Regions from separate parts of the Homo sapiens genome. Here regions 1 and 3 are each linked to region 2. A link is a loop called in an ENCODE intact Hi-C map of the cell type or tissue named here. Cell type or tissue: heart left ventricle. All regions are shown on one strand.

Evidence for each region. A loop is a pair of places that touch in the nucleus more often than their neighbours do. Peaks named below come from ENCODE experiments on the same cell type or tissue, not always from the same donor. Only the 100,000 strongest peaks of a DNase experiment are listed, where the experiment ranks them.
Region 1: a loop joins it to region 2, with 5 times the contacts of the local background. A loop is called at or near these places in 12 of 110 quality-filtered maps.
Region 3: a loop joins it to region 2, with 3 times the contacts of the local background. A loop is called at or near these places in 3 of 110 quality-filtered maps.

Annotation. Positions count from the first base shown.
Region 1 is chr1:99,734,665-99,739,664 of GRCh38, forward strand. FRRS1 (ferric chelate reductase 1) reads right to left here. Exons shown (of 17, transcript NM_001361041.2): 7 at 3,422-3,604. Among named protein-coding and RNA genes, the nearest start is that of FRRS1, 29 kb to the right of the region's middle. In heart left ventricle, a CTCF peak has its summit at 2,545; no DNase peak of the experiment used is centred here.
Region 2 is chr1:99,177,688-99,182,687 of GRCh38, forward strand. No RefSeq gene overlaps it. Among named protein-coding and RNA genes, the nearest start is that of PLPPR4, 84 kb to the right of the region's middle. In heart left ventricle, a CTCF peak has its summit at 2,767 (motif pointing right); no DNase peak of the experiment used is centred here; H3K27ac peaks cover 547 bases.
Region 3 is chr1:99,632,981-99,637,980 of GRCh38, forward strand. No RefSeq gene overlaps it. Among named protein-coding and RNA genes, the nearest start is that of PALMD, 11 kb to the right of the region's middle. In heart left ventricle, no CTCF peak of the experiment used is centred here; no DNase peak of the experiment used is centred here; H3K27ac peaks cover 891 bases.

The DNA of each region.
Region 1 (5,000 bases), 560 kb after region 2:
AACTGATGTGTTTATAAATTGCCTAGGACAGTACCCAACAAGAAACAAGCCATCAACAATGGTAGGTGCTTTCCTAACATTGCTGATCACCAAGAATGGGGAAGACAAGGAGACATCAGGGGGCATAATAAAAAGTTCAGTCTTTTAGATGTTGCTTTGTGCTGTCCAGGAACACACATCTGGACGAGACCAGCCTGCAGCTGGAAATCACAGTCTGGAGTCCAAGGGAGTTCAGGATTGGGGACATCCTGGAATTGGGGCATGGAGAGATCATGTATGGAATAAGATGATACAGCGCAGTGGAAGGAGAAGGAAGGAAGCTAATGCGCATACTTGATAGACTTTACATTATTTAACAAAATATCTCAAATAGGAAAGAGGTATGTACAGTACATCTTCACTTAAACTCATAGGTAAGTTCTTGAAAATTGTGACTTTAAGCAAAACAACATACAACATGGCCAATATTCTTTCCTCATCAATGTCATAACAAAACGATATTGAAGGAAATGATATTATTCAAGGAACTGCTGTATGTAGCCTCACTTAAAGTCAGAGGCTCCAAGAACCTATTGACGACATGAAGTGAGGACTTATTGTACTTGGAAATTCAGTTAAAATTCACACATTAGCAAGTCATTATTATCAGAAATAGGGTAAATTACACATTTTGATTTTAGTGATGAGGTCTAACATACCAAAATAATTGCTAACATTAATTTACAAGCCAAATTGAAAAAGGGGTATAATTTAGGTTATCGAATGAGTATTCGTGACATCAGATACCTTCAGTATTTAAATTTACATTATACACTCCAAAGAAATAGCAGGTCACAAAAATACCTGAAAGTTTTAAAAGTAATAACCAAAAATAGAAATAACCACTTAAAAATATATTTTGAGGATGATTCATTTCCCCCAAGTTAGTCAAACAGGTGTACAGATTATTTTAATCATTAAACAGGATTTCTCTGTAAATCAACTGCACCTGCGTAATTAAGCCTTTTTTGTAAACATTTTTGAGGAGTACTATACTGGAAACAGATAAGATTTCTAAGTAAGATAAATATATCTTGAATTAGAGAGAAATGCTTTTGTGCCATCAATGCCTACAATTTAGAACAGAATAACTGACCTACCTGTGGGCTACTCATTACCATACTGAATGCAGTAACAGTCTTTCCCTCTTGCTTACAGGTTTTACGTAACCAGTAAAAGGAAATGTATCCGTATACTATAGCATGAATCTTGGCTATAAAGTGACTGGAATAAGTTGGATTTTTTTTTAAGTGGCTAGAGCATATATCTAAATGAGTGCTGTAACTCAGAGATGAACCTTAATGAAACTATACATTCATTCAACAGGTTAATCCTTTTTGGACTCATTTTCAGAATTTCCTTTCTAGCCAGTTTTATCACATTCACATGACAGCAGCACTACCACCACCTATCATTATTGCTTTATAGTCACATTTTATTTTCAACTCAACCTCATTCACCTTATACACTAAACATTGTTCATTTTTGCCAACACTAAGAATATCCAAAAGAATATGCTACAGGTCTGATGGCAATCACAAAAGGAAGTGGGGAAGATGTTTTGAACAATCAGCGCATCAGCTGAGCAAGTATAAAATTTCCTATACAAGCAACTTGGAAGGGGAAGGATTCATTATTTCTTATATGTTATTTTTTTAAGTACATGGTATCTTTTGTATCTCATAGACTTAAGGTATATCTTTTGTTTAATGAAAGAAGATAGAAGTGCATTCTAGAGGTGTCTAGTGAAATATGTAGGTCATATATACATACTGAAATGGTATCCTACATCATTCTCAGCAAACTATCGCAAGGACAAAAAACCAAACACCGCATGTTCTCACTCATAAGTGGGAATTGAACAATGAGAACACATGGACACAGGAAGGGGGACATCACACTCCGGGGACTGTTGTGGGGTGGGGAGAGTGGGGAGGGATAGCATTAGGAGATATACCTAATGTTAAATGACCAGTTAATGGGTGCAGCACACCAACATGGCACATGTATACATATGTAACAAACCTGCACATTGTGCACATGTACCCTAAAACTTAAAGTGTACTAATAATAAAATAAAAATAAATAAAATAAAAATAAAAAAGAATAAAAAAAAGAATTAGGACAATTAAAAAAAAAAAAGAAAGTTAGTTACATCCAGCGTCTTACAATACTTGCAAACACTGCTCCAGGACCAATGTGATCAAGTGCACTTTCAGGACGAGCATTAGTTTTTCTATTACAGCCATGTCAGAGTTCCTTTTCTTTTTCTGAAATATGATTCCCTAAAGAAGTGGTGTTAAGTTTAAATCCTGATAAGAAGAAAACCCTCAAGACAAGAACGCCTGTGCTAATAAGGGGCTTTCTCCATTTCTGGTCATCCCTATGCCCCAAGGCCCACTCTGCTTGAACAGGACTTATACACGTCCTGGCCACAATACTCTTCCTGCTCCCTAGGAAAGCGAGATGTTTATGCAGGCCTCTGCTCTTCCACACCACAGCACAAGGCTGCCACCTACAGAATCATTTAATCCATTTCAGCACTACCCAGGATGAGTGAGAATCGGCTTAAAATAAATGCTGCCTTCTGCTGATTTGACAAAGGAGCCTACTGTAATACATGCTGCCTGGATATACAAGTTTAATTCTCTTTTTAGGAAAGGCACTGATGACTACTAAAATAGGACAAAAGAGCAGGAACACATGTTTTAGTTCTGGCCACTTGAATAAACAATTCTGGTTTGAAAAGCATTACAAAAAACATGACATTTTATGCAGAACAACTTTTCTTAACTGTATTTCCTGCTTTATCGCAAAGAGACAGACAGACATAAAATGGCAAATACACTGGAAATAAAATGATCTTCCAAACTTTCCTTAGGACAGCCTGTTCTTGGAAGTAATTGCCCAACTGTTAAAATCATACAGTACTCAAAGCCGTTTAACTTAGAATCTGTTCTAAGTTAGCTTCTCCTGGATGATCATTTGACCCTGGAACAAACAGTTTCAATGATTCTCCTTTTGGTTTTTTGTTTGTTTGTTTTGGGGGGGTTTTTTTAGATGGAGTCTCACTCTGTCGCCCAGGCTGGAGTGCAGTGGCACAATCTTGGCTCACTGCAACCTCCACCTCCCAGGTTCAAGTGATTCTCCTGCCTCAGCCTCCCGTGCAGCCGGGATTACAAGCGCCCGCCACGACGCTAGGCTAATTTTTGTATTTTTAGTAGAGGTGGGGTTTCACCATCTCGGCCAGGCTGGTCTTGAACTCCCGACCTCGTGATCCACCTGCCTCGGCCTCCCAAAGTGCTGGGATTACAGGCATGAGCCACCATGCCTAGCCGTGATTCTCCTTTTGTTACCACTTATGTAAGTGAGAGGTACCAACCATCCACTGATCATGAGACAATGCAAAGGATAAATAGCCTTTACTGGGGCCGCTCATTTCAACCATCACCGATTGGTCATCTCTTGTGAAGGACAAGAAGACACAGGAAGCCTCCTTCTCTGGGTCACAGTTCAAAGGACTCCTAATACAGAACTTCTTGTTCCCACAATCTGAGGCACTGAACTAGAAAAATGACAGAGGAAAAAAAAATCTTAATTATCAAACAAGCAGTTCATTGGCAATGACAGAAGAATAACTACCTTCAAGTACGGGTAGCTCCCAAATTAATGAGAATACCTTTCCATAATAAGCATTCAAATAAGGAAACAAAAGACACATCCCAAATTAAAAATGATCGGAGCAGTAGTTAGGTTATGAACTTTTAAACTTAATTAATTTTAATTAAAATTTGGAAAACATACACTTGTTGGGCTGTAATTGTGCAAGGGTATTAAAGCTCCTGTAATACACAAAACATTTCACATTAAGTAAGTTTTGGAGCAAAGTTTCTGATAGGTTTTGAGAAATTTTTGAGTTAATATTTCAGTCCCTAAGACTTAAATGACACTAACGTTCCTGCCTAAAGGGTATCCTCTAGTTCTCAGAGATGAAGATTTAAAAAGCAAACAAATAAATACTTAGAAAGCTATTATATTTAGGTTGTGGATTCTGCTTCTAGAATTCTGATTCAAATTTCGTACTAAAATGACATAAGAAAAAAATGGTCGCCCCAATTTACCAGCATTCCAAATAACCATAGTGATTTATTGGGGGGAGAAATAAGCAACAATCGGATGACTTAATCCCGAGCTTCTTGATAAGGAATATAAGACGAAGAGTCTTAGAAAAAAAAATCAGCTGTATAATCTGATAAATGAGCAGACTTTGTTCGAATGCTGTGACAGTAAATTTCAGAAGAGAGCTAAACATTATGTAACTAGAGTTCATGGAAATGTAAAGACAGATCATACTAGGGTGAAGAGAACAAGCCACTGGGGAATTAAGAAACTTGGACTTTGGTCTCTGCTCTCCCCTTCCCTACATCATGTTTGCCAAAGGACTTGTTCTCTCAGGATCCCTGAACCTTCAACTACACAACAAGAAAACTGTAAGAAATAGACCCTGAGGTATCTTCGAGCTCTAAAAATGCTATAAACCTTTGACTCTGAATGAACCTCCCTATAATTAGAGATTATAAACATGGCACAAAGACACAATAAAAGTTCCAACAAGAGCCTTTGATTGAATATACGGAAAGACAACAATATTGTCAACAGATTCCTACTGGGAAGCTCAGGTCCAAACTGACTGTGTATTTCCCTAAAGCAGCTTTTAATTAAATAAGGATTAAGCCTAAACTGAGAGCTAGTACAAATAACAGATCTAATTGTATGGTCAAACGAAAGTGCAACAATCATAATAATGTAATCAAATATAGTGCCCATATGCTATAAGACGTTGAAGAGAAGGAAAACAAAATAAGGAGCAAAGCGCATTACTTTGTCTTCTCTATGTGAATAAAAAGGTACAGAAGGATAATAAAAAGAAGGAAAAAGAAAAGGAACTAATGTTTACTGAA
Region 2 (5,000 bases):
AAAATATTGCCCATGATTAGTAATCTGCTTACATCTATTGGTAAAAACCAGAGAAACAAGATTTTGAAATATTTCCTGGATAATTAAATTTTTAAAAAATACTTTAAATTAAAGAGTTAACTAATAGTAATCAAAGCCAAAATCGATGGAATGCTTCCTGTGTGCAGGCCATGTGGTTAGTGCTGGATATGTAGCCATTATTATTATTCATTGCACTATAGAGAGTCAGTTACGGTTCAGCATGAAACTTTGGAGATAAGATTGCCTGAGTTTGAATCCCAGCTCTGCCATTTGAATTATTTCTTTGACTTTGGGCAAGATACTTGGTATTTAACTTTATCAGTCCTTGGTTCCTTTTCTGTAAAATGCGGTTGTTGTAAGGATTAAGGGAATTAAGATACATAAAGCAATTAGAAGAGTGTCGGGCACCTAGTAAGTGCTTTGTAAGTTTTAGCTACTACTATCATCACAGAGGACAAAACTGAGGCACATAGAGATTAAAAGATATGCCCTAAATCGTGCGCCCAGTGTCTGGAAAGATACAAGGTTTTGCCCCACCAGTGTGCTAGAACATGTATTAGCCAATATGCCTCTAATATAAGAGAAGATTGGCAACACCATCTGCTTATTCCTACCCCCACTGACAGCACTGGGGGACCCATCCCTGCTTAACCACACTGCCCACCTGTCCACGGTCCTGGATTATCCATACCTCTCAGGGTTATCTCTCATCGTAATAATCATTGATTTATGTATTGAACTCCGTCACGAGTCTACTTGAGTTCCAGGACGATATCTTATTTATTTTTGCTTTCCTAGCACATTTTGGTTAGCAAGAATTAACAAGGATGATTTAAAAAAAATAAGGGTGTGCTAATATTTCCAACTGTCCTATAAAACGATTTTTGTTAAACCCATTTAACAGATGAAGAAATCGAAATTCTAAGATCAAGATCTCACGGTTTGAAATAGCCATACTATTGGAAACCAGATCTGAATCTGAAGCCTGTGTTTTCTTCACTATAATGACCCACACATGTGCTCAGGGTTGTTTGTGCATTTACTGACTGAAGACAGACTGTGAAAATTCCACCAAGAGACATAACGGAGTGTTTTCAATGTATATATAGGCTAAGGGGAGATTATTTTTGCAATAACTCAAGTATTCAAATGAGGATTTTTCCCTTCAAATAGTTTTGGTCTGTGTTTTTTTTTAAATAAGGTTAAATTTTTTTCAGATTGATTTTATAACTTCTCTTTTATAATTATTTTTGTGGAAAAATTTAAAAATGTTATGAACACTAAGAATAACAATATTATACAATGAAAGTGTATAATAAGGAGAATTTCCTGGTCAGGGACTGGGTTAAAACTTCCTTCAAAGGGAGATATCTGAACTGAGAACCAGAGGATGAGTCCGTGTTAACCAGGTGAAAAAGGGAAGGAAAGAATGTTATTCCAGGCAGACGAAACCATTTGCAAAGGCCCTGTAGCAGGGGACACCATCCTAATGAGGAGGAATAAAAAGAATAAAGGTAACGGGAAGCAGAATGGTTCAGGAGGGGCTGAAAAGTAAAAGGCAGACAATTCATTAATTTTGTAAATATTTATGGGAAGCCTACCACACCCCTGCTAGTAATGTAGGTACAGAGGAATAAAAAAGTAATAAAGCATTTTTCTCTCAAGGAAATTCTTAATCTGGCAAAAGATGGCTAAACGCACACACACGCTTACCTCTAGATATAATGCAATGGAAGCGGTATTGTAATAGCAGTAAGAACAAAAGGCTGTGGGAGCACAATAGAAGGAGAAATTAATTGTGATTAAGGAAATATCAAAAGAAGGAATTGGCCAATATTTTATTGGGTAATTGACATGTTAGCTGATCCTTAAAGGTATTCCAAGCAACAGCATGAAGAGAAGCACCAGGTGTAAATAGTGGCCAGAAGTCTATTAAATAATAATTTGTTTGATGGATCTGTTTATTTTAAATCTCAGAGGAGGTTCTATTCTCTGCAGAAAGTAGAATTAAACTAGAAAGCAGTAACAAAAAGATAAACAGAAAAAAACCTTAATAATTGCTATCATGTATATAGGTGTTAAAACACGGTTGCGAAAACAAGTAATCACAATGAAAATTAGAAAATGTTTGGAAATAAATGTTTGGAAATAAATGATAACATGGTTGACATATCAAAATACATAACTAAAGTTATGCTTAGGTAAAATGTGCAGGCTTATGTGCATATGTTAGAAAAGAATATTGAATATCAACACTCTACATATCTATCTGAAGAAGCAATGAGAAAAGCAAATTAATCCAACGAAAGTTGAAGAAAAAGATGACACAGGCAGAAGCCCAATGAAGAGAAAACAAACATAAAATTAATAAAGAAGACCAAAAGTTGGTCCTTCAAAAATAAAACACAATTTATAAACCCCAAGGTCAAGAAAAAAAGAGAAGTCAAAAAAGTCAGAAATAAAAGCCAGGATATTACTTTAGATTTTATAATTGTTAAAATATAATAGAAAGATATAAACAATGTTATGTCCGTAATTTCAATATTTAAATGAAATAAGCAAATACCATTAAAATATTATTTTTTAAATAACGAAATAAGGATGGGAAATCGGAATTGTTCTATATCTTAAGGAAAAAAAGAAATGAAGAATCTCTTTATAGAGGTAGTTATACTCTTCTTTCTGCTTCCTACTAGCCAAAAGGTAACAATGTTTACTATCTCTCAGCATTTCTCAATTGCCGCCACTAGGTGGCAAACGTTTCCAAACTATTGCAGGAGCCTGCAGTGACTATCAGAGTTTGTTGGACACCATTTTGTGTGCTCCCCAACAATCACAAATAGAATATTCTAAAATGGTCTCATTATTGTCATTATAAGCACTCTCACTGTTTTCATGAAACAAAAGATAGCAGCAGGAACAAAACTGCACTGAAAAAAATCTAAACACAGGTTTTATTGCAAGAAATTGAAAACCTACTCTAACAATAGAACCTTCCACTTCAGGCTCAGAACAAGGCCAGCGAAGTGGAGCAGGCCTATCACAGATTCCCATCTCCATGACAACCTTTTCAGTTCCATGCACAATTAAAGCTACAGTATCAGTTTTTTTCAGGAAAAAAAAAATCTGAGTCCTGGCTAGTATTCATTTTTTATAATAGATTTGAGAAATTAAATTGATTCTAATTAGTGCAGCTGACTTAGTGGGTAATAATAATTCATTATACAAGCAGCCCTAACTCTCTTCTCCAAAAGCAAATGAAAATATATATTTTGTATGGTTTAATGTACTATCATTATCACTATCCTTTTTAGCTTTCTTTGACAACAGCTCTTTTGTGCCAGGCATTCTCGAAAATCCTGGCTTAATTCCCCTTCAGGCTATACTTGTGGATAAAAAAAAAATCTGTTCATTTCATTAGCAATTAGATTTCAGCCAGATGGTCTGGAAAGTGTTGGGACTCCCTCAGAATCCTGGAATAACCTTTTCTCCAGATACATGCTTCCTTTCGTCTTCTGAAGACATTTCTGGAGTTTTTAGTTGTTACTGAAAAAATGGGTAGAGCTCAGATTTCTGCTGCCCTGAAAGAGATTGTTCAGAAATTTTGAAGAGTTAAAATATATATATTCAAAGTGTTAAAAAAATGCAACTTGTAAAGAAAATTTAGTGGATCAAGAGTTTAGCGTATGGAGAACAAATGATTGGTGGAGGAATTTATGACAATAACATTTTCAAGTACCATATATGAAGATATTTAAAAATAGAGTGACCAGCTATATTTTTCCTTTTTAAAAAATTAATAAAGATATAAAAATGGGATGTGAGTTTTCATGTTATTTCATATAAGCAATAACATGAAAGACTAGTTGAGTTTAAGACATTTCTGAGATTCCTAAGAATGGAATCAAGGTGGTAAAACATTACCAAGAGTTATCATAGAATACTATGCCATGAAAATCATAAACATGTATTTTTTTTCTTCTTCCTAGAAATGTGCAAGTATAACTTTTCCTGAAATCAGACGACTGAGGCAGGTGACTCTTCATGAACCCTTTCATTACTAGCATCTTGTGATTTTTATAGGCATGAAATGTAGATACTATGGCACTGTTGCTTCATTCATTTTAACCATCTCTAACACCCTATGATGATGACCGGGAGAAATAAAGCAGCCAGTTTGCAATCCAGCTTACTTGTGGATAGATGTTGTCATTGCTTGAAGAAAGTATGATTACTACTACCTTTTTGCGTGGTCAAATTGAGACAAAGAAAAGTTAAGTGTCTTCCCCAGCACTAAGTCCAAGAGAGATGACATATGTTTTATGTCTGTCCAGCATGCCTTTGGTCAACCTCATTTACTTCATTCTTGCCTGGAAATGAATGGGGCTGGCTCAACAGTGGACATAAAACGGATGCCTAGACAAAGAGAAAGCTCTATCTCCTTGCCAAATGTTACATTGAGGAATGGGCATGGGTCATAGCTTTGCCAAAGAAAATTGTTTCCTCCCAGAGAACTCTGAAGCTATTGAGAAAGACATAATTTCTTTTTTTCTTTTTCTTTTCTTTTCTTTCTTTCTTTCTTTTTTTTTTTTTTTTTTTTTTTTTTTTTTTTTACTGAATCTTGCTCTATTGCCTGGCCTGGAGTGCAATGGTGCAATCTCGGCTCACTGCAACCTCTGCCTCCCGGGTTCAAGTGATTCTCCTGCCTCAGCCCAGCCTCCCGAGTAGCTGGGACTACAGAAGCGTGCCACCACGCCCGGCTGATTTTTTATTTATTTTTTATTTTTTATTTTTAGGAGAGACGAGGTTTCACCATGTTGGCCAGGTTGGTCTCAAACACCTGACCTCAGGTGATCCACCCGCCTCAGCCTCCCAAAGTGCTGGGATTACAGGCATGAGCCACCACACCTGGCCAGAGATAATTTCTTTTTGCTTGTAGGGCAAACATAAACCTGAAGTTATTGTCATCTTATAGGGAG
Region 3 (5,000 bases), 460 kb after region 2:
CTTAAGGAAAGGATCACTGCTTTTCTTTTTTATTTTTTTAAGTGAAAGCAAGTTTATTAGAGAAGCAAAGAAACAAAAGAATAGGCAAAAGCAGCAGTGTGGGCTACTCAACTAATTATACTTGTAGTTATTTCTTGAATACATGCTAAACAAGAAGTGGATTATTCATGAGCTTTCTAGGAAAGGGGTGGGCAATTCCCATAACTGAGGGTTCCTCCCTCTTTTAGACCATATAGTGTAACTTCCCTACATTGCCGTGATTTGTAAACTGTCCTGGTGCTGGTGAGAGTGTCTTTTAGCATTCTAATGTATTATAATCAGCATATAATGAGCAGTGAAGACAAGCAAAGGTCACTTTCACAGCCATCTTGGTTTTGGTGGGTTTTGGCCTGCCTCTTTACTGCAACTTGTTTTATCAGCAAGGTCTTTGCTACCTGTATCTTGTGCTGACTTCCTATCTCATCCTGTGACTAAGAATGCCTAACGTACTGGGATCACTTCTTTTCATATATGAGTTGACCACTCAGTAAAGCATGAATGCATAGGCTCACATTCCATTTAGACTATGGAAAGTGTTTTCTCCACTAAATATACTATTCAGTTTGACCTAGACACTTTGAGAGGTGGTAGATTAACAAATAGATTCAGTTAGTTGTGTTTTCCCTTAGAAGGACAATTCTGTGGTTAAAGGGAGGGAAGGAATATGAGAAGGGGCAAGATGGGCTTCATTCAGGTAGTGAGGATACAGGATATAATCACGACCTCTGTGTACTTTTGGATGAAAGGGAAGAAATTAAACTGGCCATGATATGGAATTAATTATGCATGCCACTTGAGTCAGAATGTTAGCTACAAGTACTAAATCTGTTAGAACTCCTTGATTTGGTGAAAAGAACTAAAAGCTATTGTCAGTAATAGGAATAAAAGCTGCAGCAATATTGCTGTATGAAGCAAGGGCTCTCAACTCTTATTCTAATACTTTAACAATGCGACTTTAGAAAAAATACAGCTTGTCTTCAAATTGTAATCTTTTTCTATAGAGTGTTTAATTTGCATCTTGGTAGTGGAATGGCCGTTGTGCCCTGAAAGATCTTCCCCAGGCCACACCAGTCCTAGAGAGCCAGGGAGACCACGAAAGACATAGCAACAGTTGCAATTATCTTTGACTCTTGAGCTCCTAGCCTGTGAGTGCGTGCCACTCCTAAAAGTCCAAGTCCTTTTCATTCATCCCAGGGGGCTCCCATGCTCTCCTAGTTCTTTGTTGGAATTTTCTGCCCCATCCTCTGATAAGCTGTACTCTAGCAACTGCTACTTCAATCATGCTGGTCCTCTCTTTCTGGACTTCTCTCTTCTCTCTACTTACTCATGCTCAGAGCTCACCAATTTGGAGCTAGGACCTCTCCTCCCTAGTCTTTAGAGTTAATCTTATTAGGCCCCAAATGGCATAATTCTCCATTAGTTTTTATACCCCTTCCTACTGAGAGGACCTGAGGTCAGCTTCCTTCAGATTGAAATCAGAGACATTTATGTCATACACACAAAAGTATCTCTCCCCCAAAAATAATCAGCATCCTAAACTGAAATATGTGTCTTTTCAATAGTCTCCTATATCAAGGTGAGTTTTCTTACTACTCAGTGTGCTTCTAGAAGTTCCTGGAGCCCCAGAATCAAAGGATCAGTTCTATAGTTGTCTCCCCATTTCTCCTAGAAGCCCGCATGCAAATACCCTGATCTCACAGCATTCCCAAAATGTGTGAAGATTAGGCTTCCTCCTACCCAACACCCTACCATCCTTTTCTTGTTAAGGTGAAACTCTAATGTAGCCTGAACTTGGTGCCTTTGAAGCTAATGGAGGTGAAAAATTATAAAGCTCAAATTCGCAGCCCAAAGCTACTTTTTTATTGCAGAATCTGACATGAAGTAGAGAAACATCCTACTGGTGAAAAAAAAAAGAAATAAACTAAAGTCAGTGGTTTGGTCTTCAGTAAATACAAAAGAAAAAAAACTGACCATGAATCAGCTAACATTTAGGACTTCTCTGTAGGAGTTGAATATTTCTCCCCAAATAGAGAGGTCAGTAGGCTGCCATGTAACATCTATTCTATCAGCTGGAACATTTTGCTCTTTAGTAGAATAAAGCTTGTAAATAAACCTAAGCTCTGAGTTGTTTCCTAAGGGGAAGATCATGCAGCCTGCTTTGGTGGAATGTCAAGACGTAAGGGGAAAAAAGAGATCATCAATAAACAAATGCACAGAACTGAATTGTTACATTCTTTTTTGTGGACAAACCCGTCTTTATTTTGAGCCGTATGTTAGGGAGTCACTGCTTCTCCTTTTCATAATTAACTTGGCACTTGGAGGCTACCATTTGTAATGGCATGTAAGAACCTTTCTGTACATTTCCCCTGCTGTGTAGCCATGGGGTATCATTTGTTTACATTCCATTTGTCATATGTACATTTGTGCTTAGTAGATCCTAGGATGGGGGAGAAGACCCAGTAGTCATACAAAGCTCAGGACAAAACTGAGGGGTGTTTACCTTGCTCACTTAGAAGTGAGCTTACTGCCTTCAATAGCTCTGGGAAACATAATAATGTACTTACTCCATTAGGCCCCAAAAAATGCATTTCCTTGCTTCCTCACACAAACAGATTTGGTAAATTCAAAGAAAGGAAAATTGATCTGCCCCACACCCTAAAAGGTTGTGATTTTTATTTCATTCATATTCATTTCCAAAAGAGCTATATAAATAAAGGGTGGGGATAAGACTATAGCTTGATAAAAATCAAATGTCAAACGGACAAACCATAGTATGTTAATAAAGCCTTGGACAAAATTAACACGAGATATTCATCTGGTTTGACCTTTGTTTCTCAACTGAATTACTGTTATTATTCTATTCAGGGACTCCCTTTAGAAGGCTGGTTACTATTGCAATACCAAAATAGCTTAGGATTTCATATTTAAGAATTCCAAGGCCTGTGAGGAAGAGTAGACTGCTCTTTGGAATTTCACTCAGAAAGAAATTTACACTTAAATTGCTTTTAAATGTTTTCTCTGAAGTATTTTTTATGTTATGAGGTTGAAATTAAATACATACAAAGGAATATTTTTGTTGCTGAGTTTTTTTTTTTTAAGTGGCTGATGGCCAACTAATGTGGGTACAAAGTGGCAGCTCCCTATGTCACTATCTGGGCTATGCTCTAGGCCTTCAAATTTCACAGGAAGTAAGGACTCTAATTAACCTCCAGCTCTAAAGGAGTTCCTACAGACCTGTTTGTGGCAACTATATTTCTTGGAACTTAATATTCTTTTAAATCTCACCCTGCCCACACCACTGCTTCACTGCATAATGTAATTCTTTCAGTCTTTACCCTGGGCACCCATTAAGCAATCTAACTCCTACAGTTAGAATCTCACCAAAAGGAAGAGGAGAAGAGGGAGAAGAGAAGGGAGGGGAGGGAAGAGGAGAGGAAGGAAAGAAAGGAGAGGGGAAGAAAAGAAAGAGGAGGGGAGGGGAAGGAAGGCTATAAACCCAAAAGAATTTCACTTTGCATGACAGATCTAATGATGAAATAACAAAGATATTTTATTTTTTACACTATGCAAGAGTAAAACTCCTAGATGGAAAATGTGTGGTTTTATTTTTTAGTTTTCGCTTTCAAAGCCTATCTAAGGCATGCAATAAACCCTGGCCCCTACAAAGTATTCATCTCTCCAAAGAGAGGCCATTAAAAATTTTGGAAGTAAACTTTCAGTTGGCATCTTTCAAAATACTTATTTCCAAAAATCTTCAAGCTAGAATTACAATTGTCTGGAACCCAATCTGTTGGTAAATGAAACCTCAGAGCCTTCACTCTTAATAGTGAAATGGACTGAAAGGCAGACACACTGACAGCTGGCTCATTTCTTGCTTTGCCATGTAAATCCACTTTAACATAACTGGCTTGCACCCTAGCCTTCAGAGTGATGGCTCTGCCTAGAAACCAATCTAATTGGATAATCTTATACGATATTTCCATAATGACAAAGAATCAGACCTCAGACCGAGCCCTCCAAGATTTCCATAGGGAATCTAATGGGAAGACAAGGAGTGTTATTATTTAATGAATTGGCTCCTTGCCCAAATCAGTCAGTCCATCTATGCCTCAGTTTTCTCATACTGGAAATGAAGATATCTGGTAGCTTCTTGGTTCGTGGGGAAGAATGAGACTCTGGTCTTTCTCCCAAACAAGTCAATTGCAGTATTAGGTTATATATGTTAAAAGAGGCATTCAGCAAATGTAAAAGCACTGAAAGAAATAATAATATGCCTGCAAGATTTAATATACATTTCTAAGAACTGGACTTGTACAATAAGGTAAATAGTAATAGTAAAGTTGCCATTTATTAAGCATTTATTGTAGCCTATTACCATCTTTACCTAAATACTAATTTAATCTTGATGAAAAAAATTTTTGACATATTTCTTATTCCCATCATTGTACACCTGAAAAAATGCACTCTCTCAGATATTAAGTGATTTTCTTGAGTTCACTCATCTACTAAATGGAAAGGTTGGAAAATAAGCCAGTACCTCTGATTCCAAAACCATCTACATTCATTAACTATCTAATGGAAGAGAAACAAGATTTTGATGTACATGAATTAGCTAAGGATCATTAATAGACACAAACATATTTATAATATATATGTGTATATATGTATACACATAGAGTCTTTGAATATCACATACCTTACATAATAACCTGGGGATGTATAAGCCTGTTCATGGACAATTTGGTAAGATGTCATTCCATTACCTACTAAAAATTCTGCACCTAGAAAAATTATTCAGTTTATCTATAATGATCTAGAAATTCAGGGGCTGTGACTGTGCCGTGTCCCCCTTACTTCCCTATACCTCCTATCCCGGAATCATTCTCTTGGTTAATTAACTCTTACTTGTCCAAATCTGAAAGACTCAAGCGCTCAGGTCAACTGCTATCTCTGCTAGGATG